4 separate regions of the Mus musculus genome follow, and all the other regions are linked to region 1. Evidence: chromatin loops called from intact Hi-C (ENCODE). Cell type or tissue: left cerebral cortex. All regions are shown on one strand. Links, peaks and the distances in the headings refer to the core of each region. The heading gives the core; the rest is flanking DNA.

Region 1 (7,654 bases), core at 1,491-6,490:
GCCTCCACGTCTGCTCTGAGAGCTCAGTGGAGGAGTTTACTATAGGGAAGGAACAAGGTGTCTGGACTCAGTCACTTCCTGTGTAATCTTGAAAAAGTCGCTTCTTTGACTATTATACAAAAAAAAAAAAGTCACCTCATGCATGACTGGGGAATTTCTGGACTAAAGTAAGATACTTCATGCTTGCCTTTGGCCTCCAACCGTGGTGTACCTAAAGTCCACCTGAATTTACAGCCTTACTCGGTACTCAGAGACCCTAAGTCAGGCTCAGATATCTACATTCCTGGTTCAAAAAGAGAGTGCTCGGGCTGGTGAGATGGCTCAGTGATTAAGAGCACCGTTTGTTTTTCTGAAGGTCCTGAGTTCAAATCCCAGCAACCACATGGTGGATCTGTAATGAGATCTGATGCCCTCTTCTGGCACATCTAAAGACAGCTACAGTGTACTTATGTATAATAATAATTCTTTCTTTAAAAAAAAAGAAAGTGCTCCAGTGAGGAGGGATGCTTAGGATGCTGGGAAGCTACTGGAAGATTGCCTCACCCTGCAGAGGACAGTCCCAGCCTAAGGGAGAGTCAGATGTTTAGCTGTACCAGGAAGAAGTATGAAGAGATGACTGTTTGCTGTGGCGGGTGGGCAGGAGGTCAAATGAAAGAATCTGGAGGCAGGCTAATAACTACTGTAGGCCCATAATCCTCGCACATGGTACACAGAGGTAGGAGGGTCCGAAGTTGAAGATCATCTTCCACTACACTCAGAGTAGAGGCTAACCTGGGGAAATTCCACCCTCCCATCTCAGTCTCACTTTCTAACTCTGGCTAGCCTGGATCTCACTAGGTAGATCAGGCGGCTCTCAAGCTCAGAGATCCCCCTGCCACTGCCTCTGGAGTGCTAGGACTGTTTTTGTTTTGAGACAGGTTCTTATCTATATAACCTTGGCTGTCCTAATTCTCACTCCATAGACCAGGCTGCCCTTGAACACAAAGATCCACCTGCCTCTGCCTCCCAGATCTGAGGTTAAAGGTGTGTGCCACCAATGCCTAGTCAAAGGAGTGCTAGAATTAAAGGCATATGCCACCATACCCATTGCAAAGTTGTCAAGGGAAAGGTCAGCCTGCAGAATAGACTCCGCAGAGCAGCCATGATGATGATAGAGTCTTGGCTTTGATGGGTATAAACCTGGATGGCAAAGGTTTACACTTTCTTAAGGTGACCTAGGACCTATCTGTCCTTTCAGCTATTTGCCTCCTGGAATGAAACACCCAGGTGGAAAGACTAGGCAACAACATGTAAGTCTGGGGGGCCACTGTCTGTAGCCTCTCTCGTCCCATCCCTGGGACTGCTCGAATTTTGAACAGGGTTCTGGAAGCAGCAAGAGTTGTGATTTCAGGGGGCACATCACACTCACTCTAGAACCTGCTGCTGTCCTGGGTTGTGGGACTTGAGGACACTATCCCTGGCTCAGTCCCAGTCTTTTACGTAATCTCCAGGCCATGGTCCCCAAAGGAATAAGTAAATGGTAAGACACAAGGGCAGAAGACAGGAGTTATGTGACCCAGGAAGCACAGATGCTCCTGTCAGAAAGGTGTGACCAGACTCATCCCTGCTCACTACTCTCCTGCACAAGTTTGGGTCCTGCCTGCTCAGCCCATGTTTAGAACCACCCAGTCTCAACCAAAGTCCTGAACTTCTGACTTGAAGAGCTGACTTGGTTTCAGGAGCCTCCTGTGTCTCAGCGCCCATGTGATGGGGTCTTTGGACAGTGGTTGCCAGCAGACGCCCCCTGCTACATCCAGTGAGTGCCAACCTCAGAGAGCAGGGGGGTGATGGGGGGTGTAGACTTGTGCCTCCCTGAGGCCAAGAAAGTAGGAGTAGGCTCTTTTTTCAGGAGCTCCAATTCCAATAGAAAGATTAAAAACCCAACATGAGAATGGTTCTTGGACCATTTGGTTCTTGCACCCCTTTCACACAGGAGTCTCGGGGATCCTTCCCCTTACTTGGCTGTTCTCTGTCTCAGTGTGTTCAGGAACGGGGACCTGCTAAGTCCCCCCTTTAGTCTAAAGCTGTCCCAGACTGCCATCCAGGACTGGGACACGGTGTTGAAGCTGCTCAGTGAGAAGGTTACGTTACAGAGTGGGGCTGTACACAAGTGAGTATAGGACAAGGGGCAATGTTACACGGTGGGGCTGTACACAAGTGAACATGGGGGGGGGGCTGTACACAGTGAGCAGGGGGGGCTGTACACAGTGAGCACGGGGTGGGGGGTGAGGGGGGGCTGTACACGAGTATGGAACAAGGGAGAATGCACCCTAAGGAACGCCACTGTGTGTGTCTGCTCCTGGGGAGGGTGTGTGCTGTCCAGCAGGCCTTCCTCCTATGCCCCTGAGGACAGCTATGTCCATGTCAAGTCCCATGACCCAGGACAGCTGCGTTTCCTAACCCAGCCCTTCTAGTCAGGGCAGAGCCTATGTTGACTGTTGCCTGGAGGACCAGACTCAGGTCCTCTGCTGGAGCACAGTGCCTACTGGGTAGGAAGTTGCCTTTCACCCACCAGCTCTTTCTTGTTACCTCTCCTCACAGACTCTGCACCCTCGAGGGGCTTCCACTGTCCACAGGGACTGCTCTGGTGAACGGCCATTACTACGTGGCTGTTGGAGAAGAAGAATTCAAGGCCCTGCCCTATATGGAGCTGCTGGTGCCCAGCCCCTCTCTGTCCAGGGGCTGCTGGTAGGTTTGTCTGAGGTGGAGGATCACAGGAAGTGAGTGCCCTCTGACCCACCTCTAACCTCCCCTTCACTGCAGGTGTCCTCCAGGCCTGAAGTACAAAGCCCACAGGAAGAGGGTAGGTGTCAACCGGAACACCCGCACACCACACCCCATGCACCTGCTCAGCAAGCCTGAAAAGCCAGGATTCCATCCCTCCCCCCTTCCTTGGGGTGGGAACTCAAGTTCTCAAGCCTAGGCAAAAAGGCCTCCTCACGAGGCTGGGTGTTGGAACTGGCTACTGGGCAGAGCAGGGCCCAACCTTCCACTCACGGCCCTGTTCCAGGCCTCTGTTCCTCCAGATGAGCCAGTGCATATGTGGCCCAAGAGTAGAAAGCAGCCTGGTTTCACTGGGCATCTCTGAATGCCAGCGTCAATTCAACTATTTCTGGATAGACAGCCTGGTAGGAATGAAGGCAGGCAGGCTGCAGGCTATGAAGAAGGCACACGGCCTCTCCCAAGCTTGCACAGGCAGCAAGGCACACCGAAGCGTAGACTGGGAAGTGAGAAAGATGAAAACATACGAAGCTCTAACCCAGTGTCCCATCTATAGGTCCAGGGCTACAAGGCCTCAGCAGCCCAGCCTTTTCCAAAGGAGCCAGGGGAAACTGGGCCATCCACTTTCTATGCCAGGCCCCAGCAGCCCTGGAGCAAGCTCCCTGCTCTCTCATCTCCATCAGGTGAGGGGGCCCTGGGGCTGGCCCTTTGCATCAGCACCTGTGCTTACACAAACTAGGAAAGCTCTCACATTAGTCCCCCTCTGACGTGAGAGGATGGGCCTTGCTGCTGCTGGGAGATGTCTGCAGCAGAATGAGTCAGCAGAGCTATGTGCCACCCCTCTACCTGCATGTCCCTTGCTTCTATTTCCGTCTGTATTCACTGTTGTGTGTACACACGCACATGGGCACATGCAGGCCATGGCCATGTAGAGGTCAGAGGACAACTCTGTGGAGTCAGTTCCCTCCTTCCACCGTCACACAGGCAGTCACCCTCCGAGGCGTTGGCGAATGTGGACACAGCTGCGGGGAACCAACTGGTGTAGCAGGTGAAGGCACAGGAGCCTGAGGGCCCTACAGCCTGGGCATCGGCCAATGCTGCCTCTTTATTAGGAGTTACGGGAGTGTATGGGGCTCCATACCCGAGGAAGGAGACGGCTGGGGCTCAGGAAGTGAATGAGGATGAGAACACACGCACAGAGGAGCCTGTGGATCAGGTAAGCCCATCACATGGACACCAGGGAGCCTTAAGATGGGCAGAGATCTGAGCTAAAGTCTGGGCTCCAAGGCTCGTCTTCCTGGTGGCTAAGCAGATCTAAATCTGAAAGCCTGGCTTCCTGTTTCCCTTGTGAGGCGTTCAAATATCCAGTAGTCGCCTTTCCTGGTTGGGGACCTCTGGCAGTCCATGCAAATTGGGCACACACATAGCTCTGTATGTCTCCACACATCCACCAGAGGGCAGCAGAGACAGCAGAAGAGGCCTTGTCTGCGCAACACCAGCCTGGGCCTGAAGCTGTAGCCCCAACCTCCGCCCATGCTCCTCCATCTTAAGAGCTGGGAGCTCCAGATACAAACTGGGGGACAACCACTCCCAGCCACCTCTGTCCCCAGCCCTCAGCAACCTGTTCTGGAGAAGCCATGCCTCCTGGGCTCACAGTAGGTGTGGCCTCCTCAGTCACAGGCCCACAGGCAGGTTCTGTGGAGGCTACCTCCTCATGTGATCCTGCCAGAGACACTGCATACTCAACACAAATAAAACATTTGCTAAGCTTTGTTTGCTGTAGATTTATTGAAAGCTGCTGCTGGCCAGATGTTTGCTGCAGCTAGGTGGTGTCCGGCACACAGCTGTCTACTTGCGGGGCTGACAGTTGAGCATTTTGCCCAGGGCCAGCTTGTTTTTCTTCCATCTGACATTCTGATGTAACTTCTGTCCCCAAATCCCACCTTCAGCCAGCCAAAGCACTGTAATGGAGCTGTGGAGGCTTCTGGCCATTCCTGGTTGAGACTGCAGCCAGCCCTTTCCATGTAATGGAGGCGCTGTGTGAGGATGCTGACAGTCTACAGCAGGTAACGGAGGCTGAGTAACAGCTGCCTGAGGTGGCAGCAGGAAGACAAAGATGGCAGCTGAGGGTGGCTGTACAGTCTCCAGTGCTAAATCCTTTTAATGCTTTTCTTCTTTTTGGTTTTCCAAGACAGGGTTTCTCTGTGTAGCCCTGGCTGTCCTGGAACTTGCTTTGTAGACCAGGCTGACCTCAAACTCACAGAGATCCACCTGCCTCTGCCTCCTGAGTGATTAATGGAGTATACCACCATGCCTGGCTCCAGTGCTAAATCTCAACCGTGGAACCCACTAAAGGTTACAAAACCTTCCCAGTGCTGCCCTTCGTCTTGTTTGTTTGTTTTGGGTTTTTTTTTTTTTTTGGTTTTTCGAGACAGGGTTCTCTGTATAGCCCTGGCTGTCCTGGACTCACTCTGTAGACCAGGCTGGCCTGGAACTCAGAAATCCGCCTGCCTCTGCCTCCCAAGTGCTGGGATTAAAGGCGTGCGCCACCACGCCCGGCTTTGCTTGTTTTTTTGAGGCAGGGTTTCTGTGTAGCCTTGGCACTATGGAGAGTATGTTTCTTATTGTGGCCCCTGAGATAGACATGATCTGAGAGATGAGAGAGGCCAGCTGGCCAATCATTCTGCCTACACCTTGGGCCCAGCATCCACCGAGCACAGCAGAGCTGACGGTCGGGGTTGGCCCACTCAGGAGTGCGACGGTTGGCCCTGGGTCTTGCTCACCGAGCTTGTGATGCACACGGTGATCCCTGTGATGGTGAGCACCATGCCAGCCACTGCTTCTGCGATAAAGAACCCGTCAAGGGGTTGGGGTCAGTGGGGCCAAGGAAGAAGACAAGATGGTGACCCCTGGTCCTGGTTCTCATCCCAGCCCCTGCCCCCAGATTGCTCAGGGAAAGGAGACTGCGGGCCACAAGCAAGCAGGAGAGCTGTGGTAGAACAAAGGGCAACGTGAGGGAAGGCCTCTCCTCACCACCCATGGGAGTCAGAATCGGGAAAATGTTCATGTATGCCAAGGCCCAAGCAACCATGCCCTGACGTGCAGCCACCCAACTTACCTTTCCCACCAATATCTTCTCCAAGGACCTTCCCAACAATCAGTGTAAAGACGATGGCCAGAGAGTTGCAGATGGGCACAGCTAACGTCAGATCTGAGCAATTAGAACAAGAAAAATTCCTAGAATGTCTTTCTCAGGATAAAATATTTGCAGCATGCCCTCTTCCCTCTCCTCTTCATCACAGTTGGTCACCACAAGATAGTCACAGTGACACATTTTTGTTTTGGTTTTGGTTTTTGGTTTTCCAGGGTTTCTCTGTAGCCCTGGCTGTCCTGGAACTCACTCTGTAGACCAGGCTGGCCTCGAACTCAGAAATCCGCCTGCCTCTGCCTCCCAAGTGCTGGGATTAAAGGCGTGCACCACCACGCCTGGCAAAAAAAGACACATTTTTAATTCAATCACTCTGGAAGCAGAAGCAGGCCGATCTCCGAGTTCAGGCCAGCCTGTTTTCCTCAGGAGTTCCCGGACAGCTGGGCTACATAGCAACATTCTATCTGGAAAAGAAATAAAACTATGACACATGAAGCAGATGCTGAGAAACAGAGCTACAATCCCAGCCACAAGGAGGCTGAGGCAGGAAGATCAAGTTTGAGGTCAGCCTGGGCCACATAGCAGGAATACTAAAAAGTATGGGACGCATACTGGGGACACACTTGGTCAGTAAAGAGCCTGCTAAGCGCAGAGATCTGTGTCTGGCTCACCCCAGCACTTGTGTGGAGGTTGGGAAAGGTCGGACAGTGGCCTGTACAGGAAACCAGGAGTCTTGGGGAGAGAACGAGTCAGACAAGGTGCTTGGGAGCCTCAGCTCTGACTTAGGACCTTCTTTCTTTACACAGGCTTCACAGAACACAGACAGACACTGATTAACCAGGAAGTACGGATTATGTGTTTGAGTTTTTCATTACATGTCCAGGGTAACAGGTTCAGTCACAACTAGAAAATACAAACAGTTGCCGGGCAGTGGTGACGCACGGCTTTAATCCCAGCACTTGGGAGGCAGAGGCAGGCAGATTTCTGAGTTCGAGGCCAGCCTGGTCTACAAAGTGAGTTCCAGGACAGCCAGGGCTACACAGAGAAACCCTGTCTCGAAAAAAAAAAAGAGAGAGAGAGAAGAAAATACAAACAGAACAGATTTTACTGTTCTTGGCCCTATAACTCCGATTTAAAGAATCTAAAGAATGCCTCAAAGCAAACGTTTCTTATATGACAGCCTGCTTTAGGCTGGAAGTGTTTAAAGTTTTTTTTATTTATTTATTTATTTATTTATTTATTTATTTATTTATTTATTTATTATATGTAAAGTACACTGTAGCTATCTTCAGATGCACCAGAAGAGGGCATCTGATCTCATTACGGGTGGTTGTGAGCCACCATGTGGTTGCTGGGATTTGAACTTCCAACCTTCGGAAGAGCAGTCGGGTGCTCTTACCCACTGAGCCATCTCACCAGCCCGTGTTTAAAGTTTTAAAGCATTAAACATTTAAAGCTAAACAGAAAATGTCTGAACTGGTCTTTCCATGAATAGCAAATACTAACACCTAACTTCTTTTATTATATTGTTTCACCATCTACGTTATAAAGTAGAAAAAGTTTAGTCAGTCTTGTTTATGAAATTCTAGTCCTCCAGAAGTATAACCTATGTGATGCCCTATTTTTAAACCACATTATCAGAGAGCTCTAAGAATATTGTAACTTATTCTTCTGGCTAGTCAGAGTCTGTCAGTTGTCTCGGTTTACGCGGCACCAATCATACCGTCTGAGCTAGCTCGGGGGTGG
Region 2 (7,654 bases), core at 1,615-6,614, 110 kb after region 1:
ACCTGTCTGTCTCTCCTCCTCACCTCTCATGTTTATGAGAGGCTATAGAGTGGCGATTGAGATCTCTGTCCCCAGCCCAGACCCTTGTCCTGGACTCAGTGGCCTTTAGAGATCACTCTGGATGTCCCCACAGGGACCCCTATAGGACACAGACAAACAGGCCCAGGGAAATAGATCAGAAGGGACAGAAAGAGTCCCAGAGAAGAGTCAGTTGGATTGGTCTAAAGAAAGGCAGTGTTGCCAGGCATGGTGGCACACGCCTTTAATCCCAGCATTTGGGAGACAGAGGCAGGTAGATTTCTGAGTTTGAGGTCAGCCTGGTCTACAGAGTGAGTTCTAGGACAGCTAGAGCTACACAGAGAAACCCTGTCTTGAAAAAAACAAAGACAAAAAAAAAAAAAAAAAAAAAAGAAAAGAAAAGAAAAGCAGTGCTGGGTGACTGGCTCTGGGTGAGGGAAGGGCCATAAAGTCCCTACTAGAGTCAGCCAGGGGACTGGGCAGTGGCAGGTGGAGGAAATGCCCTGGGAGTGTGCTGCTCTCAGGAAGTTGGATGCTGCTGTGTCATCCCCTTCCTTTTATTTATGACAGGGCCTCACTATGTAACCTTGGCCAGCCTGGAACTTACCTATTTAGACCAGGCTGGCCTCAGACACTCTGTCTCCTGAGTGTTAGAATTAAAGGCATGTGTCAACCACACCTGGCCCCCACGGAGTGTCTCAATCAGAGTGGCAACCCTAAGACTCCTTTCTTCTGGCCATGGGCACTTTCAGCCATACCTTGATGGGGAGGTGTGGGTAGGCCCACTGCTGGCCTCAGCATCACACAGGACCTGGAAGACTCTGTATGAGCAAGCACAGGCAGATGCCTGAAGGCCAGGACCCAACCTACTTTCATGGACCCTCTCTACTTTAAACTTGTTCATGGCTCCCCTACAGTTCCCTCCAGCCCCGTGTTCTCCACAGCTCTGACCCTCAGCTGACCTTGGCCAGCAGGCAAACCTAGTTGTATGTCTGGTGGCCCCTGACTGAGATGAGACTTGAAGCTCACAACTGCCCAATCTCTCCTCTCTCCCCTATGCCCTCCTTCCTGAAATACTTCGGTCTGTGCTCAAACCCCTACTCTCAGGGTCTTCTCAGATATCAAGAAGCACAGCTCAAGGGATCCCTGGAGCCTTCCTGACCCTTCAGTGGACCAACTATGCCCCCAAACAAGTGATGTCATCCTCCAGAGACCTTTCACTCAGATGGCCTGTGTCTCTCTCTACCTTTTTTTTTTTTTTTTTTGGCATGAGTTCTGTCTGCCCTGCTGGGTGTTCACAGATGACAGGGGTGGAGGGGGAGGACCATGGGGGTGTAGCAGTCAACACGTTATATATGACTGGGAAGAACTGAGAGCTCCCTGCACACACACACACACACACACACACACCAAGAGGAAGCAGCTCTGGGGAAACAAAGCTATTTAACTGGGACACCAAGAGCAGAAACTCAGTGCCCCCAGAAGCAAGGGGGGTAATCTTCATAATAGGGGACACCAGGTCGTGCGGGGTTCCCAGGCCACCTTTGCTTGTCTTTGGTTTGGCACAGGTGGGCCTTGGAATCATTACACAAACAGACCGAAGACTGTATCCCCAGATTCCTAGAAAACAGACACCTGTGACATTCCTCTGACGCTGCAAGGCACAGGGAATTTGGCCGAACATTCCACGTGTCCTGAGCTCCAACAGCCACAAATGTCTTTGCCCTGATGTCTTTGGATGAGTCATTTAGCGTCTGTGGGCCCCAGGCTCTGCTCCGCATCTGAGGACAATTTAGGTGCGGATGGTTCCCTTCTACAGATGGAATCTGATGCTTAAAGAGAAAACTCGTGCAAAAGGAAACTAAGTCTCGGTCTTCTGGGCTGCGGCCAAAGCGGCTCAGCCCCGTCCTTGTTTCCCCCTGGCCCTGCCCGGGTTGGGTTTGCATCCTTATAGGGACGTCTTTGAATGCACAGGATGCTTAACCGATCAACTGTCTCTGTCCTTTAAGGTGTTCTTCTGAGGAATTTTCAGGCAATCGCCACTCCCCACCCTTGTCAGGTCTTCCCAGAACCTTCTGTCTAGACAAACCCTGCTACATTGAGGCCAGCCCATCTCCTCCCTTTTGCCCACAAGGCAACCGGACTGGGAAGGCTGAGGTCGTCTCAGCAGAGGCTGTGGTTAGACAGGACTGAGGACTTCCTTCAGGGCCTGCAGGATGTTACTATTCTGGAAAGCAGCCAAAGTCCTTGGACCGATGCACTTCCGGGAAGAGCCAGGTCCATCTGCTTAGACCAGTCTTTTGCTGCAGTGAATCACCTGGGCAGTTATCCTGGGGGACCCTCCTGGGTCCTGTTTAAACCCAATGCACATCTCCTGAGATCACAAACACAGCAAACAGGAGTAGAGTCACAGCAGTACTTCAGCCAGAGGATACGGGTCACCAACCAGACATATGCTGCCGTCTCCATGTTGAGTACTTCCTCGGGGGTAGAAAGGGCTGATCCCCTTAGTCTCCAAGCCGACAGAGCTTCCTGATCAACCGATTCAACATTACTGAGTCCACTGTGTGTCAGGCACTGTCTAGACGTATGAGCAAGATGGTCCCTGCCTATCCCATATGAAGCAGCACCTGGCCCATCCCTGTTCTCAAATACAGCTCGTTGCTTATCTCTGATGCATTTTTATGGCCTATTCTTAGCAGAGTATAAGCTCCAGGGAAAAGGGACCTCAACTGTCCCTTCTCACCGGGTGTGATGCCCAAGAACTCAGTGGAGGAAAAAAAAAAACCAAACAAACAAACCCGGCAGGCTGCCAAAACAGGGCTGATAAATAAACTGACATGGAGCTCAGAGGCAGGGCAGACACACACACTTCAGAGCCATATAGAAATAGGAAGCACACAGGCACAGGCAGGATGATTGTCCCTGTCAGAGTCCTTTAAGCCAACTCTGAGCTGTTCTTTTCTTGCCCACTAGCCCCTGGGGCTGGAGTCACTCTTGTCCTGGGACCTTCCTAGGTAACAGCTGCAGACAAAGCTGATGTTAAGTTTTTTTGGAGACAGTCTCTCTGGGTAGCCCTGGCAGTCTTGGAACTCGCTGTGTAGACCGGGCTGCTTCTTGGGATTAAAGACCTGTGCTACCAGTCAATTCTCTCTCTCTCTCTCTTGCATATATGTGTGTCTGTGTGTATATTACTGGAATGAAGATGCCCTCAGAGGTCAGAAGAGTCACAAACATGCATAGTGAACTAAACTCAGGCTCTCTGGAAGAGCAGCAAACACTGTAGGCTGCTGAGCCATCTCTCCAGCCTGTTAACTGTTTTGTTGGTGGTGGTGTCGTCGTGTCGTGTCGTGTCCCCCCCCCCCACCCCCCAGAAAGGGTTTCTCTTTGTAGCCCTGGCTGTCCTGGAACTCACTCTGTAGACCAGGCTGGCCTCGAACTCAGAAATCCACCTGCCTCTGCCTCCCAAGTGCTGGGATTAAAGGTTGTGCACCACCATGCCCGGCTGTTAACTGTTTTGAGCTCCTTCTTTGGTGAATAGGCATCTCCCATCTCTCCTCCACCCTTGACTTGGTAGTATCCCACCTCTGTGCTTCCTTAAATGCTGTTTTTTTCTCTCTGCAATGCCCATCCTCATACCTTCCCAGAAAATTCCAATCTCCTTTCACAACCCAACCCAAACAGTACACTCCCCTTGTAGGCTTCCTCAGGAGAAAAGCACCCCTACCCAGGGGCAGTAATCCTAATTCACCTATGTTTGCCAACCTTTAAAAAGAAAGATACAAAAAGAAAAAAGAAAAAAGAAAAGAAAAACAAAGATACATTCGTGGGCAGGCAAGATAGCTCAGAGGGCATTTGCTAACAAGCCCTCCGACTTAAATTCAATCCCCAAAACCACCCAAATGGCGGAAGGATAGAAATGATTCCCGCGGGTTGTTCTCCGACCTCCCTACACAGGCTACATCTCACACCTACTCCTCCAAAAAAAAAAAAAAAAAAAAAAGGAAATTACTTTTTAAAACTCATGGAGTGGAGGTCAACGCTCCAGAGGCTGGATCTTTTTCTGGCTCCACGACCTTCCCCAACCCCCACCATGGCTCCTCCCAAGTTCCGCCCCTCACTCCCGCTTGGATGGGTGCGAAGAAACCGAGTTTCTTCCTTCAGGCTAGGAACTGGTAGTTAGTGTCAGGCCACTAGAGCTTCCACCCGAAGGGCCCTGTGCAGGGCAGTAAGGTGGGGGGACCTGGCTGTCCACGCCACGCCCCTTTACCCGAGGGAGGACAAGTACCCAGGTCCAGCCACGCCCTTCCACAGGGTTGGAATCCCCCGCAGGTCCTTCCCCTCCCCCTCGGGCCCCGCCCCCCGCCCCGAGGGTCCCGCCTCGCGTCCAGACCTCCGGACTTCCTCCAGGGCTCCGCCGGACCCGGGCCCGCCTCCCAATCGAGAACCCCGCCCCTCTCCCTCTGGCCACACCTTCTTTCCCCTAGAGCCCCTTCCTGTTGCCCGAACCACTTCTGAGTCTGGGTGCCTTAACCAGCGTTGGTCCTTTCACCGTCAGCAGGTCGCCAGGCCGGTGGCCCGGACAGAGCAGCTTCCTGCGCTCGGGCTAGCGACAGGCACTACCCAGCAGGCGGTGACGCTGCGGGCTCAGTAGTCTCCCCGGCTTCCGCGAGAGGCGGGCTCCAAAGAGGCCCAGCGGTGGTAGTCCTACAAGTACAGCTTCTGGTCCAGGCATTTCGGGATGGATCACTTCGGGAGATACAAGGGAGAAAGGAGTCGCCATGGGTTGAGGTCGCTGTGTTCGACCTAGAAAGATAGGCACCCGGAGAGGAATTGGAAACTCCGGCTTCCCCCACCCCCACTTGCCTCTTCCCAAGGACCTGGGCACCTTCCTCCAACCTCGAGACCTGCTGCCAGGTCAAGGTGTTTTATCCAGTGACATTCTCCTTCAGTGCTCACTGGGACAGAAAAAAGTTCACCAAGAAGTGAGCAGTCTCAATGAATAGCTTCATGTCCAGTCCTCTTGACCCGGGGTTGGACTATTTAATTAATACATGCGGTCTGAAAGCCCGTAGTACCCCCGGGCCCGTTGCTTTTAGCTGGAGACATCGGGTCAGGTGGCTGAGGGGGTTAGGGTAGGGTTGATCTTTGGTGGGCACCCCACCCCAACCCCCCACCAGAATCTTCAACTTTCCCCAAGATAGGCCCTCAGTCCCTTAGGCCCACGGCCTTTAGGAAGGGTGGAGTTGAGAGCAGGAAAGCCTGAAGAAAGACACACACACCCTACCTACGCAGAGGCCTTCAGCCTCTATTCCCACAACCCTGTCATTGTGTTTACAGGGGCCCACATCTCAGAGGCCTTCTCCGACCGTATAGTTCCAAACACATCCGACGCTGAAGAACAGAGAGACTCCATGATAATTCCCTTCTGTACCATTCTAAGTTTCAAATTTCTCTCATCTGCCGGCCCGTGATGGCACACGCCTTTAATGCCGGCACTCAGGGGCAGAGGCAGGCGGATCTTTAAGTTCGAGGCCAGCCTGGTCTACAGAGTGAGTTCCAGGAGAGCCAGGGCTACACAGGAAAACCCTGTCTTGGGGTGGGGGTGGGGACCCCAAACCCTCCATCTGTTCTAATTCACTCTTTTTTCTGAAGAATGCACTGAGGTTTGGGGAGGGATAGCAGAAGACAAAGGCTAGAACAAGTCTGTGTGCCCTTGACCTGGTTGAAGCACTGCGCTTAGGACTCTGAGCTCAGGCTGGGTCTGGCTTCCTGATCCGGAGATTCTGAGGACTGTCCGGGCCTAGCTCCCTTCTGCACACCGCCAATATGGACTATTTAACCCCTTGTGACTCACGCAGGCTTCAGAGGAGAGTGGGCAGCTCCTCTGAGCCCCCAGAGTCCAGCACAGGTCCCGACTTGCCCTCCCCTCACCCCAATTGCATAGCCAGATTTAGGGATCGCTTTTCTCTCCTTGGACTGCCTCCCTCTCCCAGTTCCTTCTTTGTTCCTTGGTTGAGCCTCTCCAAGATGGCTCCTTCCCATCAGCAAACAGGCTCTGGTCCTGCTTCTCTCTGAGGGAACAGAAAACCTTCCTTGGCCCCTCCTTTCTCTAGCTCCCAGTCAGGTCAACATTCTTGGCTGTTGCACTTCCCCTCAGCCCCTGCTGCAATCTGGTTTCCTCCCAGACCATTCCCTGGGAACTGCTCCTGAAGGCCATCGCTGACCTCCTTGTTGCTAAATCCGAGGGATGCCTGGAGTCTTTATCTGACTTGACCCCACAGCGGTGGCTGACTGGACACTCACACAGTGAGAACCTCCCTCCCACTTGAGATACTTTGGGGCCCTCCCCTTGTTTTGGGGGACACTCTGGGCTCCTTTTCTTGCTATCTTACTAGCTTTTGTCTTAGTAACATTCCTGGGCAAGCCTGGGTTCCCATGCCTTCAGTGTGTGTCAGAGAGCTGGTCTCTGCCCACCCCCCTACCTGACTCCCGGAGGCTTCCAGGGTGGTGTGACCACAACAGTCACACTCCGGCATCGCACCAGTTATGATCTCCCAGTTATGGCCTCCCTTAGAAATACTTGCTTGAACCAGAAGTCTAAACTTGGGTCTTTTTATTATTGCTATTATTATTCATTTATATCAAATGTATATAGTGTTTTACCTGCATGTATATCTGTGCTCCACTGTTTGCCTGGTGCCCATGGAGACCAGAAGAGGATATTGGGTGCCCTGTAAACTTCGACTGCTGAGTGGGTCCTGGAGATTAAATGTGGGTCCTCTGGAAGAGCATTTAGTGCTCTGAACTGCTGAGCCACCTCCCCAGCCCAGCATCTTAAATGAACTGTATAAAGTACAGGTGACTGATATCCATCCATCCATCCATCCATCCATCCATCCATCCATCCATCTATCTATCTATCTATCTATCTATCTATCTATCTATCTATCTATCTATCTATCTATCGACAGAATCTGAGGGTTAAAAGTATATACACATGACTATTTTCTGTTTGCTTGGTTGGTTTTTGTTTTTCCCGGATAGGGTTTCCCTATATAACCCTGGCTGTTCTGGAACTTGCTCTGTAGATCAGTCTGGCCTTGAACTCAGCCGTCTGTCTGCCTGTGCCTCCTGGGCTACTAGGATATGCCACCACCCCATGGCTTGGCTCTACATTTTCATCGTCAAGCAACTAGAAAGACTGGCATCTCTAGCTTTCTCTTGTGCAAGCTTCCACTTGGCCCAAGGGTCTGTTACCTGATGGGAGGGGCCCCCAACAGTCTCCTATCTCTGCCGACATCCTTCATCCTCCTACATGACTGTCCCAGTAGGGCAGCCAGGATTGTTCTTCCAAAGCACGTGTGCACCCAGTGTGTCTTTTCTACCCCTCTACCCAGTTACTGTCCCCCACCCCTCTCCTCTCCTACAGTCTCTTCAGCACTAAATTCACACACAATTCTAGTGCCTGGTCGTTTCCCACCTCCACGACGTGCTTTCCTGTGTAAGTAATTTCTGACCCCTAGTCAGGCCATTTAGTTGTGTTAGTCCCTCTGCCAGTCTAACAGGGCCTTGCTTGCTAGTCATTAGCTAGTCTAGTCCACAGACTTAGGCACCCTCCAGCTCCAGGCCCCAG
Region 3 (7,654 bases), core at 1,168-6,167, 95 kb after region 1:
GGGCCCGGTGGTGGCCGTGTCTTTATCTTCACTGTTCTCTCCCGTTGCCCGCAGAGCTGCCCTACAACGACTACTTTGAATACTTTGGACCGGATTTCAAGCTTCACATCAGCCCTTCCAACATGACCAACCAGAACACTAACGAGTACCTGGAGAAGATCAAGTGAGTGTGCTGCCAAGTTGTCTCAGTTTAACAGGCCAGTTTCTGACTTGTCTCTGACTACTACAGCCCATCCACCCTCTCTCCTGTAGGCAGCGTCTCTTTGAGAACTTGAGGATGCTGCCCCATGCCCCTGGGGTCCAGATGCAGGCCATCCCTGAGGATGCCATCCCCGAAGAGAGTGGGGATGAAGATGAGGAGGACCCTGACAAACGCATCTCCAGTAAGACTAGCTCCAGGGGCCTGTCCCCTGCTTAGTAGGGAGCTCTGCACTTCCCTTCCTCCTTTTCCCATCTCCAAGCTGCCCAGCTGTGTGCAAACATTTGTTTTGAGACCCCTTGCCTCCACCCGGCTTGGTAGCTTTCCTTGGTGTCTTGATGAGGGGTGCTGGGGATGGAACCCGGGGTCTTCTCATCCAGGCAGGTACTCTGCCACTCAGTATCTGTGGCAGGAAGGCACTGGGCCCCTTGCTCTCATACCAATGTTTCTCTCTCTGCTGCCTCCCAGTCTGCTCCTCTGACAAACGCATTGCCTGTGAGGAAGAGTTCTCGGACTCAGATGAGGAGGGAGAAGGTGGTCGCAAGAACTCTTCTAACTTCAAAAAAGCCAAAAGAGTTAAAACAGAGGATGAGAAAGAGAAAGATCCTGAAGAGAAAAAAGGTGAGTTTGGATTAGATCAGGAAGGAGCTGACCCAGACCCAGCCAGCTCCTTTGGAGCTTAAACTGGAGGTTTGAGTCTTGAGTCTTTCAGTGGCTCCTAGAGGTGGTGAGAACCACAGAACAGTGACAGTGACACTCTTGGTCTCTGCTGGCTGACTGACCCTGGCTCACATACCACCCAAGCCCTTTTCCCAGTTTCCCAGGGGGCTGCCTCTGCCTGTGTTCTTGCTGAAACAGGCTGGGAAACCGGTCTGACCTGTTTTCAGCCAACCTCACCAGAGGACCTGGGATAGGCTTTTCTCATTTTTCTATAACCAGTGAACTGTGGTATTGAAGAAGGGGTTTCAGGATAGAGGAGTCCGACTACCTGAGAAGCCTTCAAGCATACCTGTTCTCTTATTTTCTAGAAGTCACAGAAGAAGAGAAAACCAAGGAGGAGAAGCCAGAAGCCAAAGGGTGAGGAAAGGGGCTGGTGGCTCTCTGTAGCACTAGAGCATCATCACCTTCTGTGTCCTACCTCTGTGAGAGGGAAGGAAGAGCAGGGACAGCTGCTGGTCCAGCCTACAGAGAGAGGCCTCTTTAAGGGTGGAGTCTGTATGTCTCTGCCCAGTTCCCAGCAGTCACCTGGGCAGCCAGGGTCTATGGAAGTCACTATAGCCATGTTTGTGCTTCAGGGCCACTAGCATGAGTTTTCTCATGCCTGTCTGTTCTCTCTGCAGGGTCAAAGAAGAGGTCAAGTTGGCCTGAGCAAGGTCTGCAGCCCCATCTTCTCCCCAAGTTCCTCACTTCTCAGATTTTATATTTTCTATTCCTCTGTGTATTTATATAAAATATATTAACTATAACGTCCCCAGGGACCAGAGCACAGGGCAGTGGTGCTAGGAGGGCTCTTCCCAGAGCGACCTTGTCCATCCTGCCACCCCCCTCCCCCCATTTGCGTGGAAAGAAAACAACCAGAAGAGAAAAATCCTGAACTGCCAAGTGCCTGCTTAGGAGCTCTGCTAAGATGCCCCTGTTAAACTTTTTAGGAGGGGTCTGGGTCTCCTAGGACCCCTTTTCAGGCTTGGGTAATAGCAGCCATTTTTAGATTGGTTCTGTTTATACCTTCCCACCCATCTTGGGCAAACAAAAAAACTTATATTGCCTGTCTTCCCCCAATTCTGTAGGTGGAGGTTGATAGCCTAGCTTCCTTTTTGAGATATTTTCATTTTGTGAAACTCTTTGTAATAAAACAGCTCATTTCTATACCCTCGGCCCTGGTTGGTTTAAGTTCTTCCCCGTCTCTTGTGGGGCGTCACTTGCAGACCTACCTGCCTTTGTCCTCCAGGTCGGTGCAGTCCTCTTACCCACACCCCAGAAGACCACTCAATGAAACATCACTAAAGGGACGACATTTATTCCTTTTCCAAATGTTACAGTAAATCCGGGTGGAAGAATGGTTTTAGCAGTTAGAAAAAAAAAAAGTACAAATCTGGGGTTTGGCCATTAAAAGTTATTTACAACAATGGGAGGGGGAAAAAAAAAGACAACAAGAAGTTGTTTCACATTACAGACCTCCCTCCCTCCTGAAGCCTAACACTTGCTTATCAAGTCAGAGACATGGTTGATTTCACAAGCTGGAGGTTTGAACTTGAGTAAGACATTTATAAAAACCCAGATGGGGCAATGTCCTCCCCAGCCCAGGTGCCACTAGGCACAGCACAAGAGACTAAGAATTCAACAGGGGAAAGGCTGGACACTCAGGGTTTGGGAGTATAAGCCCCCACTTCTGGCTCAGGGGGTTGAGAAGCAGGATAAACAAAACGAACTTGGAAAAGAATTGGAAACCCAGCAATTGCCTTCTGCAGGGATGGGGCTCGGGAAAGAGGTAGGGACAGGGCATCTCACATCACTAACCTAACTTGGGAAACCGTAAGGGACCATCTTCAACTGGCCTTAAGAGTAAGACCAAATGGCTGATGGGAGAATCCACAGGAGGGCGAAAAGGGAGCGTGGCTGGGAGGGGGCAACAAGCCCCTTCCTTTCTGGGCACAGGAAGGCAGCCAGGGCACAAGGTCCAGGCAGTGACCTCACAAGGACAGCACAGTTTTTGCAGCTTAGAGATCACCCACCTGTCCCCACCCCTACTCATTCTGCTCAGCACTGGCAGGTGTGGGGCCACTCTCTGGGCCCGAGGGAGTGGATGGCTCTGCAGCCTGGGGCCCTGCCTCCTCTTCTGTGTCTCCTTCCTTGGAGGCAGCACTAGCCTCTGCCCCCTTGGCCTGGGGCTCTTGGCTCTCAGGGGTGGCAGCGGCCTTCCCTTCTTGGGCAGTGCCCTCGTCGCTGCAGGCGCTCATCTCGCCCTGCTCCTGCTCTTCCTCTGTTGGCGAGGAGGCTGAGGAATCACCCCCACCCTCCTTCCGATTTCTCTTGAAGGACAGGCCACTCAATTTGAAAGGCTTCTTGAAAGAGAATTTCTTCTTCTTCTTGGGGGTCTCCTTGGGGGCGACCTCCCCCTTGGCCTCAGCTTCCTGGCTAGGGGGCGCTGGCTCGATGGCATCACCAGTAGCCCCAGCTGCCTCATCTGTTCCGTTCACGGGTGGTGACTCCCCTTCACCCTTGGGGGTTAAGTCTCCATTGCTTCTCACGTGGCCATTCTCCTGCGGGGCAGAGGGGACAGCAGTGAGGGCCCGGGCCCTTCTTCCCCTCCCCCAGCCCGCTTCTGGCCCCTCGCAGGCCACCGCCGACATCCAAAGGCAACCAAGTCTGGCTTTGGCCTCACTCCCATCCAACATCACCCTCACCCCTCACAGGCGCGCAGGGACGAGCGCAGCCAGCAGGAGGCGCTGGGGTTCGGGCCCCCACCCCCCTCCCGCGGGGCGCGCTCTCTATTTTCCGCGCGGAACCTCACCGGGCCTGGATCCTTCGCCGGCGGGCCAGCCTTGCCCAGCACTACTGGGCGGGAAGCAGCCCTGGGGCGCTGCCTCCCCGCACCTGGACGGCCTATTTTCCCAGGCTTGCGCTTTGTGTGATCAGCCCCCACCCACCCCAGAGTCTCCCCGCATCTCTGCTCCCCACCGCTTCAAAAGCCACCGCGGGCTGCCGGGATCGGGGCTCCAGATGGGGCGCCCTGGGCGCCGAGTACCATCCCCACGGCCCTAGACGCCCCCTTGGTGCGGCCTAGCAGCGCCTTTGTTCCCGCGCGGCCTTCGGGGCGGCCTGGGGGCAGCGCCCGCGGGCCGGGCGCGAACAAAGAAGGCGACGAGCCCGGCCGGCGCCCCCTCCCGCCCCTCCCCTCGTTCGCCCGCGGGGGCTGCGGCGCCGAGAACAAAGGGACCGGGCGGGGGAGGGGGCGCCGCGTGTCCCGGGCCGGACAAAGCGCGCGGCCCCGGCCCTGGGCCCCAGAGGGGGCGAGGCCGGCGGGCTGGGGGCCGGGATCCGCCGCTCCGAGCGCACTCACCTGTCCGTTGGCCTTCGCGGGGGAAGCGCCCGCTGCCTCCTCGGCGGTCACGTCGCCCCGGGGAGCCTTAGAGCTCTGGCTGCCCATGATGGGGGTCTGCTGGGGGCGCCCGGAGCCGCCCCGCGCTGGCGCCGCAGGGGATAGTTCGGCTGGGACGGCCCGGCGGGCAGAGGGGTGGGGCTGCGTCCGAGGGGGAGGGGTACGGGGGGCAAAGCGCACTGCACCCCCGCTCCGCAGCCGACCCGCTAGCTGCGCCCACTGCTGCTGCGCTCCGCGCCAGAATGCCGCCCGCCGCCCGCCGAGCCGCCTATATGTACGCGCCCGAGGCTCGGGGCGGGGCCGGACATTTAAATGAGCACCCAATCCGGGGTGGAGGCGGGGTCGGGCCCGGGTTCCTCTCGTGCAGTGGGCAGTGCCAAGCTGTCTGGTTCCCCCATCACTTGGGACGACCAGGGGCAAGTAGGGTTCAGTGTGGAAATGAGAGAGGTTCCCGGTCGGTCCGGGAGATGGACTGGGAGGAGGCCGTCGATGAAGAAGCACTCAGTCATCCCCAGCCCACTTTCAGCCTAACTCATACTTCACAGTGGAGAGGCCCCCAGTCCCTGGTTCTACACTGGCTCCTTGAACTCTTGGAAGGGCTCACATGTCCAGACTCGTCAGACGGCTGGTGCTGAGTTACACTCTAGAAATTTGTCCAAAACTCACGCGCCCGGACACAAACACACACCCACACACACACACATACCCTGAGTTCGGCGCCCCCTCAGGCCAGAATTCAAGTCCCACCCACGTCCCTGTCAGTCTATGTGCTGTGCGGCCACCCTGGGGGGCTGACCTAACTCAGGTCAAAATGGAGATCCAACAAGTCGGTTTTCTCAGTCTGTTGGTGGCAGCTCTTACTCCTCACAACCTAAATCCATCACCAGGTCTCTGTCTCTGTCTCTCTCTGTCTCCCCACTGCCGTGTGTGTGTGTGTGCGTGTGTGTGTGTGTGTGTGTGTGTGTGTGTGTGTGTGTGTGTGTTTGTGTGTGTGTGTCTTTGACCAGAAGGCATTGCATCTTCATCCCCCTTTGTAAGCAAAGAGCCTGGGGCGCAGAGATGTTTAAGTATACCTGACTTAGGCCTGGCTTCCCTCCCCTCGAGTCTGTGACCATACACTGAGACTTCCACATATAGGTAGGTACCATAAAGCCAGGGAGGCTCAACAGACTCCAAATACCCCTTCCTGAATGTGACAGGAATCGTTTGGATTTCTTCCACAACTGTGGCACACTATTAGGGATAAACCCCCAAACCTACCCTGTTTGAAGACCTGGTCCTTCTCTGTTTCCTTCTTTGGACCAGGTAGGCCAGTTAGAATCCCAGAGTCCTTGGCTGAGCCTATATATGTTTTCCGATGTGTACAGCTACTTCCTCTTGTCCCCCAATAGGAAAGGCTTCAGGCTAGAGGAAGCCGAAGGTTGTGAAAGAAAGGCTGATGTCCTGAACAGCTCAACCAATATGTCCCTCTGTCCTAGGAGAGGCCTCCTGGGAGACCAGAAGCTGTAAGGTGCAAACAACCCCAGGGCCTGAGAAATCAGGGAACTGCACACAGATGTGACCATAGCGGGATGAGGTGGTGTCCACATTCTGTGTTTACTCCTGTGCCCATTCCCACCCTGACTCTGATGCTACAGGACTGTCTTCTCATTTCACCCCCAGCTCAGAAGAGGAAAGTGACGTGTCCCAAGAAAACAGCAGCTACCGGTAGCAGCATAGGGTGAAAAAAAAAAAAAAACCCTTAGGAATTTCCTATTGAGAAATGGGGCTGTCAGATGAGGGTGAGAAGCAAGAAGAGAATTATTTGGGGACAGGGAAGGTCACAGTGTTCCCACTGCAGGTCACTCACAGAACAGCAGCTCTCTCTACCTGTTACCACTAAGGGATGGTTGTTCTGACCTGCTCTCTGTCTCAGCCACAATAAGAGACCCACAGTGCTGCCAGGCGCTGCCTGTACTAGCTAGCAGGACTCAGATGGAGTGTGTGTGTGAGTCCTTGGGGAGGGGGGTTGAGGTCAGAGGTTAGGAGGAGATCTCAAGGCTCCTGTTCTCCAGGCACTGCCTGGTGGGGACAGAGACAAGTCTCTGGGAAGATTCCAGGAGGGAAGAACACCAGGGCTAAAGACCCCGAGGCTCTAGAGCCCCTAAGAGCCTGGGTCCCAGGGAAGGTTCTACATCTTCCCTGAACATCCCTGGAGGCTGAGGTGGGGGTGCCAGGGTCTCAGCAAATCTAGGTCCTAGCAGCATCTGACCTCTGGGAAAGGGAAGCTTGCTGGGGCTGTGGAGGCAGAGTACAGCAGCCCCCACACTGCGGCTCTTTTCTCCCAGCTGCTGCCAACCCGGACAATGTACCCATTGTTCCGGGACGCTGAGCCTGTCTGCAACTGTGTGTCTGTTTGCTGTGTGTGACTTCTTCTTATGGCTTTGTGATTGTGTGACTTTGTGATTTTGTGTGTGTGTGAAAGAGGGAGAGAGAGAGAAAGAGAGAGAGAGACCCTACGTAGGTACATTTGTTACTGTATGTTTTGTGAGTCTGCATCTTTGATCTTTGTTAGAGAGCTTTGGTGACAGCTGGTGACTCTTGGAGACTTCCAGGGTGAATTCTTGGCCTTCCTGGAAACGGCATGTTGGTAACTGTTGGTGAGTGTATGCTGGGAACTGGGCTGAGTGTATATGAGGCTGAGGAAGAGACTGAAGACTGGCTATTTTTTGTGAAACTCTTCCCAGGGGGGCTTGTGTGCATTAGGGAACCATGGAAACTGTGGTAGACTGTCCCAGTTAACTTGAGGATCTGGAGGGGTCACTGGAGTAGAGAAAACTTCAACTGAAGAGTTGCCTAATTCAGACTGACCTGTGGGCATGTCTCTGGGCTTCTGCTCTGAGGCTAGAGAGGGTTCCTTGATTGCTAAGTATGTGTGCGAGCCCAGCCCACTGTGAGTGGTACCCTCCCTAAGCAGTTGCTCTTGACTTGTGTAGGAAAACTAACTGAGCATGCGCCAGCCAGCAAGCTGCATTCTTTGGTGGGTTTGGCTGCAAGCCCCTGCCTGAATTCTCGCCCTGACTTGCCTCAGTTGTGGACCGTGACCTAGGGGTTATAAGTCAAATAAACCCTTTCTTCTTCTAAATTGCTTTTGGTCAGTGAATTGTGGGTTCTGCCCAGATGGAGGGAAAAGAGTAGTGACTGGGATGGATTGGAAGTGAAGCTGGTTAACACACCCCAGACCCATGTTAACACATCTCTCATCTGCCCAGTTCTCCTAATAAGAGACCCTTGCTTGCTGTGGTCCAGGGCTGAGCATGGCAGCCTGTGCTTTCAATCCCAGCACTTGGGAGCAGAGGCAGGTTGATATCTGTACA
Region 4 (7,654 bases), core at 1,133-6,132, 66 kb after region 1:
AGGGATAATTGTGTGCCACCATGGGGTGCTGGGAACAGTCTTCTGTGCGAGCAGCAAGTGCTCCTAACAGCTGAGACATCAGTCTAAACTACCATGTCTACTACTAAAGTGTGTGTGTGTGTGTGTGTGTGTGTGTGTGTGTGAAGATCATATATATGCTCTAAAAGGTTAGATCACAGCTGCTGCCCTGTAGAACAGATGAGTCACAGCTTGTGTCCTATCTAGAACTTTCTCTCAGATGCTCCTAGCATGTTGTACGATGGTACAACAGGATTTATTTCCTAGCTTATGGCTTTATAGCCAATCTAGCACTGCTACTGGCCCAAGCTCAGAGATCCCCTCCCATCTAAAGCCAGACATCTCTTACCTTTAAAGTAAGTGCAAGGACCGTTCTTTGTTCTGTTGACTTCTGCCTGATCTCTTATCCTAATGTCCCGGAGCTAGGAAGGCCCAGCACTCCTAAAGGACATTTCACCCGAAAAACAAACAAATAAAGAGAGAAACCCTGAGTTGGGGTGAGAGTCGGGATAAATGAAAGTCTGACCTTTTTACAAAAGTGTGTATATATGTGTGTGTGTTTGTGTGTGTGCGCGTGCTCAGACGTGCATGTCATGGTGGAGTCTTGGTGTAAAACTGCATATCCCCAGAGTCAGAGGACAACGTTAGAGAGTCAGTCCTGTCTTTCTACCTTGTGGGTCTTGAGCAGCAAACTCGTATCCTCAAATTTAAGACAAGGACCTTTACCAAAGAAGCTCAGGCCAGCATTCTTTTTTTTTTTTTTTTTTTTTTTTTTTTTTTTTTTTGAGACAGGGTTTCTCTGTGTAGCCCTGGCTGTCCTGGAACTCACTTTGTAGACCAGGCTGGCCTCGAACTCAGAAATCCGCCTGCTTCTGCCTCCCGAGTGCCCAGGCCAGCATTCTTTACCCCTCTGATCCAACTTCACTTCACCTAAACAGTAAGTGTGAATGAGTTACCTCCCTTTTATACGCGGCCATCAGTTTTTTTTCTCTTTCTTTTTCTTTTTCTTTTTCTCTTTCTTTTTCTTCCTTTCTTTCTTTCTTTCTTTCTTTCTTTCTTTCTTTCTTTCTTTCTTTCTTTCTTTCTTTCTTTCTTTCTTTCTTTCTTTCTTTCTTCCTTCCTTCCTTCCTTCCTTCCTTCCTTTCTTTCTTTCTTTCTTTCTTTCTTTCTTTTTTTTTTTTTTTGGTTTTTCGAGACAGGGTTTCTCTGTATAGCTCTGGCTGTCCTGGAACTCACTTTCTAGACCTTGAACTGGCTGGCCTTGAACTCAGAAATCCATCTGCCTCTGCCTCCCAAGTGCTGGGATTAAAGGCGTGTGCCACCACCACCCGGCTTCAGGGCCTCTTGAAGAATAGTCAGTGCTCCTAACCGCTGAACCATCTCCCCAGCCCCAGTGGTAGAGATTTTTGTGCTAAGGTTGGAGAACCTTAACCTTGGATAAAGCCTTATGTATGCTTAGCCAACGCTCCACCAGTTTTGACATTAGGGACACCTCCAGTCCAAGAAGGCTTCGTTTGTTTGCTCTTGCTTTGTGGCCTGGCTCCCCTGAACTCCTGACTTTCCTATATTTGGGTCCTGAGCGCCAGGATTACAGACATGCCCAACAGGGTTCAGTATTTTCACCTGCATTTTAAAAATAAGTGAATTCACTTAGCTAATTTCTAAAACTGGGAAGATTTTATATGTAAAACTCTAGATCTGGGCTGTCTCTTCAACAATGAGAGGTTTGGTTTCCTGGGTTTGTCTGTCCTAGTGGAGCAAGTACTGGCCATCCAGTTTAGTTGTGACATGAGTTTTCCATCCCTGCCAGGGTCCCTTCCACCCACTACTATCCTAAGCCAAGTGTTAATAGCTATTTATCACCAAACTTGGTGCTGCTGTTCTTGGGATAAAGAGGAAAGTAAAGAAAGAAAATTTTTAAAAAATCAAAAATTAAAAAAAAAAGTCTGAGCTTAAAAAGTTAAACTCAGAGATGGCAGTATGTTTGATCAAAAAAGCAAGAGGTCATATATTCCTGTAAGGAAGTTAAAAGCTCCAAGCTTTAAAATGAGCAAACAAACAATATCTGAGCCATAAGAATATAAACTCATTCATTTATACCACGTGCCTGGCCTCTGCGGGCATGTGAGGTTGTAACCCTTGCTCTACATCTTACAAATGCTTCAATACCCATGATTCTGTCCTATAGTGGGTACTGTGGACAGCCATGGAGTGGGGAAACTTTGGAGTCCTCTTCTGTCTACACTGCAAAGATGGGAAAGGAGGCCTAGAAATGATGAGGAGACCCACCTAAAGCCAGAAGAGTAGCAGGGGTGTAGAAATGGAAGTCTGTGTCCTGGCCCTCTGCCATCACACAGCCTCCCTGTCACTAAAGGCCCTGTGCAATTCCCAAGGGAGTGACGCTGAGCATACAAGGGCTGGGGGTTGTGGTGCAAGCCTCAATCCCAGCTTTTCAGAACAGGGCTTCATTGTGTAGCTCTGGCTGTCTTGGAACTCACTATGTAGACTAGGGTGGCTTCCATTCACAGAGATCTACAGTCCAGTGCTGGTATTAAACTCGTGTGCTACTATGTCCAACTGTTGTAGGAAACAAACAAACAAACAAACAAACCCCAAAAAACAAAAAACTCAGCACAGAGCCTTTTGGTGGATCAATAATGGCTACTTGAAGATTGACGGATTCAGGTTTTGTAGGAGCATGGGAGATGGTGGTTTTCTGCCATTTAGACACTCCCAGACATTTGTCAATGTGTAAGGACAATTTTGGGTGTCACAGTAAGGGCGTGTGTGGGGTGTTGCTACTGGTATAGAAGAAGGCCAAGCAGTCAATTAACATCTAAAAGGCCCGAAGACAGCCCCTACAACAAAGAGTGTAAGTAATTCAAGGTTAAGAAATTTTGCTGGCATGGCTTGAGGGTGGGGGAGTGGTGAAGGTCTTTTTTTTTGTTGTTGTTGTTGGTTCCCCCCCCACCCCCCAGACACGGTTTCTCTGTATAGCCACGTCTGTCCTGGAACTCACTGTGTAGACCAGGCTGGCCTCAAATTTAGAAATCAGCCTGCCTCTGCCTCTCAAGTGTTGGGATTAAAGACATATGCCACCCACTCTGGGGATAGAGGCAGGCAGATTTCTGAGTCGAAGACTCAGTTGAAATAAGGAGATCTGACGCCCTTCTGGTCTGGTGTGTGTCTGAAGGCAGCTACAGTGTACTTAATAAATAAATAAATAAATAAATAAATCTTTAAAAAAAAAAAAGGCAGGTGTGGTGGGGCATGCCTTTAATCACAGCACTCCGGAGGCAGAGGCAGGCAGATGTCTGAGTTCGAGCCCAGCCTGGTCTACAAAGTGAGTTCCAGGACAGCCAGGGCTATACAGAGAAACCCTATCTTGAAAAACAAACAAACAAACAAAAAAGCAAAAACAAACGAAGAAACAACCCCGCCCCCCCACCCCCACGTCCCCCCCAAACAACAACTTAGGCTTTCAGTTTAGAAAAATTAAGTTCTGGGTAGGTGAGATGGTTGCTGCCACCATGCCTGACCCAAATTTTCTGGATGGATCGCCCCGCCCCCACCCAGAGCCATTACATAGGAACACTCCCTCCAACACTCCCTCCAGTAAATTAAAAACTAAACACCAAGTTCTGTTACTTTGTCACAGTGCTCGGGCATATTGGATTTTGTCTTTTTTTAAAAAAAATATGTACAATTGGAGACGGAATTTAATTTGTAACACTGAATAAGCTCTTCAGCTTTACCTGTAAAATTGTTTTGTTATTTTTTGAGACATGCTTTCACTACGGAGAGCAAGTTGGCCTCAGATTACAGAGATCTTCCTGACTCTGCCTCCTGAGTGCTGGGATCAAAGACATAGCAACCACGCCCAACTGAAAACGAGCTTTGACATTAAAAAAGAAAAGTCCGTCAGAACTTATGAGCACATAAAGGTCTTGCCCCACTACAGTAGGCCTCTGGATATTTTCTTTCTGTTCCTTGCCATTCATTTCTCTCTCCAGTTCTAATCCAGACCAAACCTAGTCTTTTAGCTGCGTGACCTTGCGCAAGCATCTTTCCCCGGGAAGCCTCGGCGTATTCTCGGTAAAACGAGAAAGTTGGCCTCTGATCTTTGCACACGCTCCCAACTGTGAAGCGGGCTGCAGAGTTTACGGAGCCGACTCCCTCTCCCGGGACTCGATGGTACGGCCCCCGGTCTCCCCCACCCCTCCGCGCCGGACTTTGGTACAGGCCCAGGGGGCCCGCGGTGGCTTCTCTAAGCTGCCCTTGCCCCCCGCCGAGTTCCGGGCCCGACCCCGCGCATGCCGATTGGTTAGAGTGAGGCCCGGGCTGTGCGGCTATAGGTGATCCCGGGGGTGGGCGGGGCTTCGAGGCCGGCCCCTCCCCCTGGTCGGACGCCGTAAGGAGCCGCGGGCGGGCGGGCGGACAGACTGACGGGAGGGCCGGGCGGCGAGCAAGATGGCGCAGACTCAGGGCACCAAGAGGAAAGTCTGTTACTACTACGACGGTGAGCTGCGGGTGGGCGGCGCGGGCCGGGCGTTGGGGAAAGGCTGGGGGAGGAGGCTGGGAGGAGGCTGAAGCCCCGGGGAGGCTGAGGGAAAGTCGAGGCTGAAGGAGGAGGTTGGAGAGAGGAAGTCGAGGCTGAGGCCGGAGATGAGGTGGGGGTCGTGGAAGGGGTAGTCTGCGGTAATCCCGGTGGCGGAGATTCTCGGGGAATCCGACCTGAAGTTGGAGTGGGATTCCTGGAGGGAAGCCTAAGTGGCGGCGGGGATCGGAATATGATGGAGACGGTTTGCCTGGATATCTTCCCCTGCTGAGAATACAAAGGTTTTTCACTGTCCCCATTCACTCTCTCTCTTTTTCTTTCTTTCTTTTGGTGAGTTCTGCAGGACTGGCCACTCATCCCCTCCCCCACTCCATCCCCCAAGTCTATGAGTAGGGCCTGCAGTTGCTAGTTGGGAAATGGGGCTCCCCGGGGATGCAAGAAGAGAGGTGCATGAAACTTGTTAAAACGACTTTTCATTGAGCCAGCGCGAGCATCTTACTCTGTCCTGGGTTGTGTTTCTGTTGGGGCTGGAGGGCTCATCGAGGCACATTTCCTGTGTTGAGTTCCCGTCTGAAGGGGGAGCTAGACAATGTCACAGGTATCTTTCGGTGTTAGCGCTGGGACAAGGGAATGTGGGGTGGAGGAGAACACAGCAGGAGCCTCAGCCCAACCTGAGAGGAGCAGGTTGTGTGTCAGTGCTTAGGACCCAAGAACTGGAGTTACAAGCCAGGCCCTGGCAAGTGGAGCCAACAGCAGGGGGAGGGGACAGCACCTTTATCTGAGAAAGGGTCTCACAGTGTAACTCAGCTGGTCTTGGATTAAGCCCCTTCTTCTTACTCTTGACTCCAGGCTTACACCACTTGGTCCAGCATTTGTGTTTTGGGAATAGCAGTTGAGTTGTTCAGGGGACATCTAGCCAGCCAGCCAGTAGGCGGTTGGCTGTTTAGATCTGAAATTTAGAAGACAGATATTTTTTGGTAATTGTCGGTATAAAATAATTCAGATAGTAATTTTAGCTGGATTAGAAAAGGGTGTTATAACTCCAGTTGTAGAGGGTGAAGAGCTATGTTGATACTTTTTTTTTTTTTTTGGAAATGGCCTCTGTGTAACCCTGGCTAGCCTGGAACTCACTTTGTAGACCAGGTTTGCTTCCTACTGGAAGAGATTTATCCTACCCCCCTCCCGAGTGCTAGGATTAAAGGCATGTGCCACAACCCTGGCCTGTTTTAATTCTGAAGAAGTGGACTAAGAAGGTTCAGTGGTCCTGATTGCTCTTTCACTATGCTGTCTTTCAACTGTTAGCCACATTCCTGTTTCAGTCTTTCCCAGTGCTGTGGGGTGACGGAGCCACCAAGCCTGGTGTCTTCTTGTTTCTGTTCTGTTTTGTTTTTAAGGCAGGGTCTGTCTCTAACAGCCCTAGCTGTCCTGGAAGTTGCTTTGTAGACCAACTAGGCTGGCCTCTGAACTCAGAGAGATCCCCCTGCCTCTGCCTCCTGAGTATTAAAGGGGTGCACCACTGTCTAGCAGCCTCATTTTTTGTTTCGGTTCTTTTTGTTTGTTTGGTTTGGTTTGGTTTGGTTTTGGTTTTTTGAGACAGTTTCTCTGCGTAGCCCTGGCTGTCCTGGAACTTACTCTCTAGACCAGGCTGGCCTCAAACTTAGAAATCCGTCTGCCTCTGGCCACCAAGTGCTGGGAATTTTTTTTCTTCTTCTTGTTTTTTGTAGATAATACATTTCTTGGAGAAAAGTCTCCTTATCTCCACTTCCTAAAAGATTGGGTAGTATAATAGGCATAATTTTTTTAAAGAATTATTTATTTTATGTATGTGAGCACACTGTAGATGTCTTTAGACACACCAGATCTCATTACAGATGGTTGTGAGCCACCATGTGGTTGCTGGGAAACGAACCCAGGACCTCTGGAAGATCAGTATGTGCTCCCAACTGGTGAGCCATCTCTCCAGCCCCATAATTTTTTTTGAGATTATAATAGAATTACATAATTTCCCCTCCTTTTCTCTCTTTTTTTCTTCAAGACAGGATTTCTCTGTATAGCCCTGGCTGTCCTGAAACTGGTGCTGTAGACCACTAGATTGTTCTTGGACTCACAGAGATCCTCCTTTCTCTGCCTCTCAGGTGCTGGGATTAAAGGCCAGCCCTAATACTTCCTTGCAGAGGTTTTCCTTGCTTTGTTAACTGGAGAAAGCAGGGCCCTGAGAGATGGCTCAGTAGTTGGTAGTGTGTACAGCCCTTGCAGAGGACAAAGCTCAGTTCCTAGCATCCACCTTGGGAGGCTCACAGATGCCTGTGACTCCAGCTACAGGGACCCAGCGCCCTCTTCTGGCTTCCACACCGCCCTGCACTCACGGGTACATCCATACCACACACACACACCAGTTTAGAGCATTTCCTACTGAGATGCTGCGCTCAATTCCCAGGGCCCCCCACAGCCACTTGTAACTCCAGTTGGAAGGAATCCAGTGACCTCTTCGCGCTTCAAGTGCTAGATGGGAATGTGGTGCTTGGACATACATGCAGGCAAAACTTCACACACACAAAAGACTGTCCTAGAACTGGTCTATTAGACGAGGCAGCTGTGAACTCAAGGAGATCTGCCACCTAGTTTTCCTGCTGGGACTAAAGCCTGCACTAATGGGGAAGTGCTGGGAGGGATTGGGGCGGAAGCTAGATTGGAGAGAAGAGGATACTTTAGCTTGCAATTTTTTGATTGATTGGTTTTTTGAGACAGGGTTTCTCTGTGTAGCCCTGGCTGTCCTGGAACTCACTCTGTAGACCAGGCTGGCCTCCAGCTCAGAAATTCACCTGCTTCTGCCTCCCAAGTGCTGGGGCTAAAGGTGTGGGCCACCACTGCCCAGCTAGTTTGCAATTTTATTTTTGAGACAGGGTCTCTCTCTGTGTATTCTGCTTGGCCTGGAACTAACTGAGACCCATCCGCCTCTGCCTCCAGAGCGCTTACACTAAAGGTGTGTACCACTACACCCTTCTAAGAGAGGAAGTATTGTTTTTTTTTTGTTTTTTTTTTTTGTTTTTTCGAGACAGGGTTTCTCTGTGTAGCCCT

Evidence for each region. Hi-C counts contacts between places; a loop is a spot of excess contacts. Peaks named below come from ENCODE experiments on the same cell type or tissue, not always from the same donor. Only the 100,000 strongest peaks of a DNase experiment are listed, where the experiment ranks them.
Region 2: it touches region 1 in a loop (2.3-fold over the local background); 11 of 42 quality-filtered maps call a loop at or near these places.
Region 3: a loop joins it to region 1, with 2.3 times the contacts of the local background. A loop is called at or near these places in 2 of 42 quality-filtered maps.
Region 4: it touches region 1 in a loop (2.1-fold over the local background); 21 of 42 quality-filtered maps call a loop at or near these places.

The regions. Positions count from the first base shown.
Region 1 is chr4:129,605,404-129,613,057 of GRCm38, reverse strand. It overlaps Tmem234 (transmembrane protein 234), which reads right to left. Exons shown (of 5, transcript NM_029748.3): 4 at 5,879-5,971; 5 at 4,529-5,602. The coding sequence ends at 5,508. Dcdc2b (doublecortin domain containing 2b) reads left to right here. Exons shown (of 7, transcript NM_001195730.2): 2 at 1,973-2,149; 3 at 2,581-2,727; 4 at 2,803-2,842; 5 at 3,317-3,443; 6 at 3,873-3,976; 7 at 4,710-5,128. The coding sequence ends at 4,727. Among named protein-coding and RNA genes, the nearest start is that of Dcdc2b, 5.0 kb to the left of the region's middle. In left cerebral cortex, for the core only: a CTCF peak has its summit at 4,208 (motif pointing right); DNase peaks (open chromatin) are centred at 3,643, 3,848, 4,229 and 4,680; H3K27ac peaks cover 828 bases.
Region 2 is chr4:129,497,686-129,505,339 of GRCm38, reverse strand. No RefSeq gene overlaps it. Among named protein-coding and RNA genes, the nearest start is that of Fam229a, 10 kb to the right of the region's middle. In left cerebral cortex, for the core only: no CTCF peak of the experiment used is centred there; DNase peaks (open chromatin) are centred at 1,788, 2,292 and 4,485; H3K4me3 peaks cover 1,249 bases; H3K27ac peaks cover 985 bases.
Region 3 is chr4:129,510,522-129,518,175 of GRCm38, reverse strand. It overlaps Marcksl1 (MARCKS-like 1), which reads right to left and starts at 4,595. Exons shown (of 2, transcript NM_010807.4): 1 at 4,260-4,595; 2 at 2,195-3,459. The coding sequence starts at 4,346. The coding sequence ends at 2,944. It overlaps Hdac1 (histone deacetylase 1), which reads left to right. Exons shown (of 14, transcript NM_008228.2): 10 at 55-163; 11 at 253-383; 12 at 668-820; 13 at 1,228-1,276; 14 at 1,540-2,072. The coding sequence ends at 1,567. In left cerebral cortex, for the core only: a CTCF peak has its summit at 3,606 (motif pointing right); DNase peaks (open chromatin) are centred at 3,224, 3,609 and 4,632; H3K4me3 peaks cover 1,320 bases; H3K27ac peaks cover 1,348 bases.
Region 4 is chr4:129,539,464-129,547,117 of GRCm38, reverse strand. It overlaps Hdac1 (histone deacetylase 1), which reads left to right and starts at 4,472. Exons shown (of 14, transcript NM_008228.2): 1 at 4,472-4,537. The coding sequence starts at 4,489. In left cerebral cortex, for the core only: a CTCF peak has its summit at 4,169; DNase peaks (open chromatin) are centred at 4,347 and 5,090; H3K4me3 peaks cover 1,640 bases; H3K27ac peaks cover 951 bases.